3 separate regions of the Mus musculus genome follow, and all the other regions are linked to region 1. The links are chromatin loops, found by intact Hi-C in ENCODE. Cell type or tissue: heart. All regions are shown on one strand.

The links. A loop is a pair of places that touch in the nucleus more often than their neighbours do. Peaks named below come from ENCODE experiments on the same cell type or tissue, not always from the same donor. Only the 100,000 strongest peaks of a DNase experiment are listed, where the experiment ranks them.
Region 2: a loop joins it to region 1, with 4 times the contacts of the local background. A loop is called at or near these places in 15 of 42 quality-filtered maps.
Region 3: a loop joins it to region 1, with 2.2 times the contacts of the local background. A loop is called at or near these places in 4 of 42 quality-filtered maps.

The regions. Positions count from the first base shown.
Region 1 is chr8:83,088,332-83,090,831 of GRCm38, forward strand. Rnf150 (ring finger protein 150) reads left to right here. Exons shown (of 7, transcript NM_177378.4): 7 at 1-2,500. Among named protein-coding and RNA genes, the nearest start is that of Tbc1d9, 76 kb to the right of the region's middle. In heart, a CTCF peak has its summit at 1,251 (motif pointing left); a DNase peak (open chromatin) is centred at 1,250.
Region 2 is chr8:82,773,177-82,775,676 of GRCm38, forward strand. It overlaps Zfp330 (zinc finger protein 330), which reads right to left and starts at 969. Exons shown (of 10, transcript NM_145600.2): 1 at 881-969. In heart, no CTCF peak of the experiment used is centred here; a DNase peak (open chromatin) is centred at 1,025; H3K4me3 peaks cover 1,709 bases; H3K27ac peaks cover 1,697 bases.
Region 3 is chr8:82,967,114-82,969,613 of GRCm38, forward strand. The region is part of intron 1 of Rnf150 (ring finger protein 150); the gene reads left to right. Among named protein-coding and RNA genes, the nearest start is that of Rnf150, 110 kb to the left of the region's middle. In heart, no CTCF peak of the experiment used is centred here; a DNase peak (open chromatin) is centred at 1,258; H3K27ac peaks cover 1,921 bases.

The DNA of each region.
Region 1 (2,500 bases):
AGGCAAGATCCCAGATCAAAGCAGGGTGAGCTAAGGAGAAAGTCTATGTGGAAAACTGCCCCTCCCCTGGGCTCGGAACTTACCAATGAGTCCCAGGGAGAGCAGGTGTTGAAGGGAGTCAATAGTCATGAGTTAAAACGTCTTGATTGTGAAGAAGATTGGGATACTTGGCTCCCAACAGCAGGCCTTTCTCAGGAGGGTCAGACAGTGCTAGTTAAAATCTTGTAGATAGGGAACTATTTTATTCCACTGTGAGCTTCGTGGTGGCATGGTGTTATCATCCCATAACTAATGAAGTGAATGTAGATCCCAGATGTGGACTTTAATTAATTTAATCAGTTCCTTGTTCTGTAAGAGCCTGTCTCACTCACTCACTCTCTCCCTGTCCTATGTCCTTCATAATCAAATGGCTTTTTCTTGAACCTCAGTGCCCAGATCCTCTAAACTGGTGGCATTACAGATGCTCACCCTCACTGCAGAGCTGTTTGCTCTTTAGCCACTTGATATGTGTTCATTGATGAGGGGGAAGAGGAAGAAGAGGAAGAGGAGGAGGAGGAAGAAGAGGAAGAGGAGGAGGGGGGAAGGAGGAGGATGTGGGAGTGTGCTTCTTGTAAGACCTCTAAAGAGGCAGACAGGAAAATCTACAGAGAAAGGAGAGACAGTTGAGTGACCCAAAGTCATTGCTGGGTAGAAATTCTCTGGTGTGCGGTTCTTTGGCCAGCAGTGACCTTGGAGAAAATGTGAGGACCGTGTGTGCTAAATAAACCAAAGACTGATCAACATCCAAATGGACACATGTTCTTCTGTGAACTAGCTGAATTGTCTCCTGATGTTCTCACAAACAAAAGTCAAGGTGGATCCCTTGGGCATTTCAATTTTTTCAGGCTGCTGGTTGGCCTCGATAAATCCACAAATCTAAAACAATGGACTGTGGCCTTAGTGACACACATGCCATCTTTAAACTTTCGTGTTTAACCCTCTTTACTTCAAAACTTCAGACAAATCTAGCACTCATATTGAACTCAGAATAGTTTTCTTTGAGAATGTGAAGATTTTAAATAGCCAAAGATTTCTTCATGTAAGAGCTAGCCCATTGTAGTGTATCCTGCTCTTTGAAGTAAATACCAAATTGTCGCCTATTAGGGACAGAGCAGTTGAAGGCCAGTGCATGGGCTTAGCAATCCAAATTTGTGTTGCTGTCTTCCGAACCTGTCTGTAGAATTTTATTGCAAGGGTCAGAGCGCCCTCTGCTGGTCTGATACTTTCAGCAAATTAATTTGCAGTGGGTTTCCAAGTCAACAAATGTGTCTTGCATTTTCATCGGTACCATTCCTTCAATAGTGGAGAATTTGGCCAGCAGTTATCAAATGAAGAGAGAATGTCTTGAACTCTAGAGAGCTGTAGGAGACCTCAAAGCAGGCCTGTTTTAAAACGTTGCTGTGTTCTGTTGCTGTCTGGGATGTGTGTTGTCAGCATTGCTCTGTGTGGCTTTGGCTCAGCTCCGCTTCCTCCCACGAAATCGAGAAGGAAGATCAATAAGAGGACTTCTTCTTCCGTGTGAATGTAAATGGTGTGAAATAAAGCGTTTTGTATGTGTGCAGAATCAGTTTAGTTCCTGCCTTCAGCTTACTAATAGGAAATGATTGTACCATTTTATAATTAGGAAGAAATTTAGAGGTGGAAGAGGGTGGGGAGGGAGTGTTATTTTTATAGTGGGATGTCCGTTATGTTTAGAAAACTTGAGATAAATTTTGTATTTGTGAAGTTACATTCCATCCATTCCAGGGTGGGGGTTCTTTAAAACTCTCCTTAGGTGGAAGGAAGAATTTTCTCATTTGCAGAATATCCGGAATGCATGTGTCGCCTTCCGTGGCATGCACTTCTGTAACCTGCAGACCATAACCAGCAAGTGTCTGTTTAAAAGCAGGAAGTAGAGCAGCATTTTTTTAAAACTCTCTTTGTGTGACACATTATCTGTGATTAAAAAAAAAACTACAAAGATAATGGATCTGTAAGTCTGGAATAATCAGACATGATGTTATAAGTCGGCCTCCAGCATCACCAACCCCATGAGCAAAGAGAAAACCCAGGCCTTTCTTTCTCCACCCTAGTGGGAATTATTAGCTTCTGTTGTCAAAGGGTGATGCCACAGTCAGTATTCCCTTGAGCTTGCCTATGATGTCATTTTGGCTGGTCTGAGGGTGGAGTGAAAGATAGGCCCATCTCACCTGTAATCTGAGATAGGACAGTGAAGGCAACCCTGACCTCACTGCCTGCTGACCCACCAATCACAAGAACTGGCTCTGGCTGGTTTTTGTCTGAGGGAATTTTGGACTTGAAGTTTGGTTCACTTTTCTTGTGCTGAAATATGGTGGTAGTGCGTTCTACAGCCACGCTGTGAAGACATCACTTCCCCTCGGAGTCCCCTGAGTATTTACAAGCCTCAGCAGGGCAGCATAGCTATGTTCTGTTTGCCGTTTGTTGGTTTGCTTCTGTATAG
Region 2 (2,500 bases), 320 kb before region 1:
GGCCCTCCTCTGGGCTTCCAAACTCTCACACAGCATAAGCATCAAGGACCTCAACCAAACAGCTAGAGTAATTGTTTTCTCACCCTAATTATTCTCTTCACTCAAAAAAACCTATGTATGCACCATTAGTAAGAAATGACTAAAAATATTTGTTTTGTGCCAAGTTGAAATAACCATTTTGAGCTATACAGTCTCAGCCCTAATGCTGTTGACATACAGTATTATACAGTACACTGTCACCTACATGGTATCTAAACAAATAACCAGCAACCCAAGGCCTGACCGCAAACAAACCCATTTTCTCTTAAGAGACTAAGGTACTACAGTGGCTTTCGCTGCCTGTCCCTCGTGCCTAGATGCAACAGTTTCGACAAGTCAGATGCTTTGGAGTTTGTTTCCCACACAGACATCAAACCTTACAGTGCTGGTTTTCAGCACACAGAAAAACTACAACAGAGACAACCAGGCTTCTGTGTTCTCACTCTGGTGCCCCAATCCTTTCGGACAGGACAGTCTTCAGAGCTAATCAGTGGTTAATCATGCTGGCCACGCCACGGGGCCTTCCTTCAGTGTTTAAAAGGGAAGTCTGGAGCATGTGGCTGAGTGGCCACGGGTGACCGTGGATGAATTCTGTACCCACTAAGACATCTCAGACCTATTTTTTTCCTCGAATCTGTTTGTGCCAACGAGGAGAGATTTCTTTGAGTTCAAGCTTAGATCCTGGTGACAGCAGAGCGACATTGGGTTCCAGGCTCTGGGAGGCCAGGAGGCGGGGGCGCGGGAAGAGCCACGCGGCTCGCGACCCGCCAGCAGCCCGAGGGCCCCTCACGTTCTCCAGACCCACCCACGTCGCGCGGCCTCACGGGGACGCGCCACTCACCGCAGTGGCCGAGGACGCGGAGGAGAGGGCGAGCCGCGGGCTAGAACGGCAGAAGCAGCCCGTTTCCAACGGTGGGAGCGAGACCGGATATCCTGCTATGTCAGAGCGCCCAGGTTGAACACGTCAACAGGAAGAATCCCGCATGTTCCGCCCCCTCCTCGGGGAGGACCCGCCTTCCCGGAAGTGGACTTGCTACAATGGAAAGAGGCTCCAGCGTTGCAAAGAAAGTAGAGGGCAGAGAGCTGCCGCATCTCAAGGCCTCTGCTATGTCATTCTGATTTTATTATTTAACTCAGAGAGCTAAAAAGTCCAAAAGGAAAAGAAAGACGAGCCCACAAAAAATTTTGAGAGGAGAACAAGAACTTTGCTAGCAATTTTTTGCCTGACTCTTCTGAAATCCTTTTCCTTTCTGGGAGCCTGACAAGCCTCACATGGCACATTTTTAATTTTTGTTGTTGTTATTTTCTGAGACATAATGAATGGAACCCTGGCCTTGAAGCCACGACTCCATTACCTCTGTCTCTCAGCACTAGGATTATAGGCGTGCTCACAGGAAACTGCAGAGCCCTCCACTCCTCCCCCCCACCCACCCACCCCCGCTTTTTTTAATGTCTCACAACACTGAGTTCGGAGGTGTCTTGCTTGGCCTCTGCTGTGTGCATTCTGTTCCATTGTGAGCAAATCCTCCCACGTTCTCTGCTTCTGCTCCGAGGCTGAGATCTAACTATGCTTCCCTACAAGACTGTTTGCTTTAAATAACACTGAAGGTAAATGTTCCACTCTCACTCCCACCTTACCTTTGGGGAGGAAGTTCTTGACATTACTCCCAGTACTGCATGTGAGTATCACTTACTGCCTATCACCTTCTATATTTGAGTGGAGCTGTGTTATATCCACCCACTTTTTTTTATATTTTTTTATTTACATTTCAAATGTTTTTCCCTTTCCAGGTCTCCCCTCCAAAAACTCCCTATCCCATCCCCCTCCCTCTGCCTCTTTGAGGGTGCTCCCCTATCCACCCACCCACTCCTGGCTTCCAGCCCTTGCATTCTCCTACACATCAAACACCCTCAGGGCCAAGGGCCTCTCCTCCCACTGATGTCCAACAAGGCCATCTTCTGTCTTTACCACATTCACATCCCAATGGAAGACAACTCGTTTTGGTCTCTCTCTTTTTTTCCAACCCCTTCTGTTATCATCTTTGCTGCACTCCAGGAATTCGCTTTCATAACCACACCTCAAGCCTTTCTCTGAAGAGAGCTCAGTTTTGTCAATGAAATATGAATGTCTTGGCTTACTAGGCTCCTACCCTGTGCTCTGTTCTGTATTCTCTTGTTTAGTCATCCTTTTCAGTCTTTTTTTCTGCAAGTTCTACTTAATAAAACAGTCCCATCTCATTAGTCACAGTTTTTATCATAGTTTTTGTACTACTGATCATTAAATGATGTACCTTTTCCCTCCTATTGATTTTCTGGGTGGGGTTTTGGGGGATGGGGTGCTGATACATAAACAGGAGTCTATGTCACTAAACTCAAGCCTCTCAGGATTCCCCTTCTGTCCTCCTATAGTTCCCTAATCTCTTATTCCCATTTACCACAATATTTAATCATAATCAAAACA
Region 3 (2,500 bases), 120 kb before region 1:
TCAAACATAATATATTTTATTGGTAAACCATGTCTTTTTGTTCGTTGAGAATACAATAATGATTCAAAGAGGAAAACACTTCCATTCAGAGTTCTACAAATTTTTCAAGATTAAAAATTATAATCAAAACTATCATGGCTCAACAAGTAAAGGCACTTACTGCTGCTAAGCCTGACGGCCTGAGTTCAATACTTTGGACCTATGTGGTGGAGAGCAGTCTCCCACAAGTTGTCCTCTGACTTCCAAATCAAATGTTTGCCATGGCATGCACATGAGCACGTATGGTCACACACATACACACAAATGAGTAAATGCAAATTTAAAAACACTGTAGCTGGTGAAGGAATCCTATGCACATAAGACAAGAAAAGACTGTCAGGGTGGCAAATGTTCAGGAGTGAAGAGGTTTCCCAAGAAGAGGCCTAGGAAAAAATCCACCAAGCTCACCTCAGCAAAGCAGGAGAGAAAGGAAGCAGATGATCAAGCTAACAGGAAAGCAAGGGGGGGGTTAAGAGGGAGCAGTAAGACCTGAACACAGGCTGTCTAGATCCAGCAATGCAGTTTTCCATACGATCTTCTGAATTTGGAAGCCAAGGAAGGACACGCCCTCCAGTAGCCGCATGTGCAGGCTGAGTGAAGGCGGCCATAAAGGATAATCTTTCTCATTAGTAAATTGGACTGTGTGTTCACATCTGTCCATTCCCTTAACGTTCTCATAAAGGATGTGTTTTTCTCAGATATGAAGTGATAGAAATAAAATATCCTAGACAAGATTCATAAAAGCACGTGGTGCACAGAACACAGGCAAAGTGGTTTATTCAGACGGGCTTCCCGCCTCCACACCCTCCAGCTTCATTATGACAGTGTTTAGTGCCAGAGACCACAGCAAGTCTGGGTGGATCTGTGCCGTCTGGGGTCTTGGATCTGCTCATCAGAGCAGTCACATACTTCTTTGGGGTGGGGGGTGAATGTTCGCCTAGCTCCACCTCTCTCCCTGGGCCAACTGCAAGGATAGCTATGCCGTTGTCTGTTAGTGAGACAGAGCATGTTCTCACTGCTTTTCCTTGAAGGGCTGAAATTTCTGAATACTTTCAGTGGGACACATGCCTTGCCTACCTTGAGGACAGTAAGTGGACTCTGGCAGTGGCAACTACTGGTTTGCAAACTGAAGTAGCTCTCTCATGGAGTGGGAACTCCTGCTTACAAGCTGCTGTTTATAGTTCACAAGTATGAAGCTGCACTATTTTTGGAAGCTGTCTTGGCAGTGCATGCTTTATCTGTGTGTCATGGATCCCACATCCCATGAGCTGGAAGAAGCAGAGAGATATGCCTGAGAAAAGTATGGTCAAAGAGGCTGATAGCAGAGCATTGTATTTGAGAGCTGCCAGATCAGCAGGTGGGACCCTGACCTCCCCTTCTTCATACTGTCAGTCTAATTTAACAGTGCCCCTCTGTAGGTCAGGGCAGTTAGCCCTCCCCGCAAGCTCAGCTGACCTCTGGCGAGAGGACTACTCTTCTCCCTAGTCATGTCTTCTCAGGCTGCCTGACTACACAATACCAGAGATGGGTGGCTTGTTTTCTATAACAGAACCCAATGACCCATAAAGCTCATAAGGACCTTGAGCTAGGCAGTTTTGTTTTGCACTGATAACTTCCTGAGTCCACCTCAACAGGGAGACTTCACAGAGAGCTTTATGTGTGAGTACTTCCTACATAGAAGTCAGATACTTTAATTTTCTGGTGTGTGTGTGTGTGTGTGTGTGTGTGTGTGTGTGTGTGTGTGTGTGTGCACCTCTGTGGTTGTCAGTTGCTAAGAGTCAGGTTGCTCTGTAGAAAGTCTTGTGCACCTGTCCAGGATAGAAGATTCGGTGTTTCCCAGTGTGTCTGGAAAGGAGGATTCTGAGTGGATGCCCATTGCGATGAGATGGTTTCCTGCAAGTGAGGAAGTATGTGTAGCTTCACTGCCTCTGTGTCTCACATTCTGGAACATTCTCACTGCCCCGTTACCCCAGTTCAAACTCCCTCTCCAAGGTATTTCCCCACTGATGTCTTTATTGATGCCCTTTTGCTCCTGGTTTGTGCCCACAATGAGCATTTGCTACCTGGCGTCAAGTAGCCTGACTCTGGGACTCCCCAGCCACTTCTTAATATGGTTTTGCCCCTCAGGTATTTCTGGGGTAACTTTAACATCCATGAATTCTTCCCTCATCGACCTTCTGAACTAGCAGACACAGTGGTTGTCTCTGTGGAAGTCCAGGTGCAGCTGTGAAGTAGAAGAGCTAGGGTGTTTTAAGCATTCCTGATCATCAAGTTTTCTTTCCACTGTGGTACATAATACTACAGTTCCTCTTAACTGGGAGAAATTAAGTATTGGTAAGGAGATTCAGACTGATGGAGAAATGATTCCATTTTGTTAGGTCCCTGCAAAAACAGGGAGCAACTTTGAATAGTAAGTGCTCCTTTTTGCCACTCTGCTGAGCCTCACAAAGGGATCACCTGC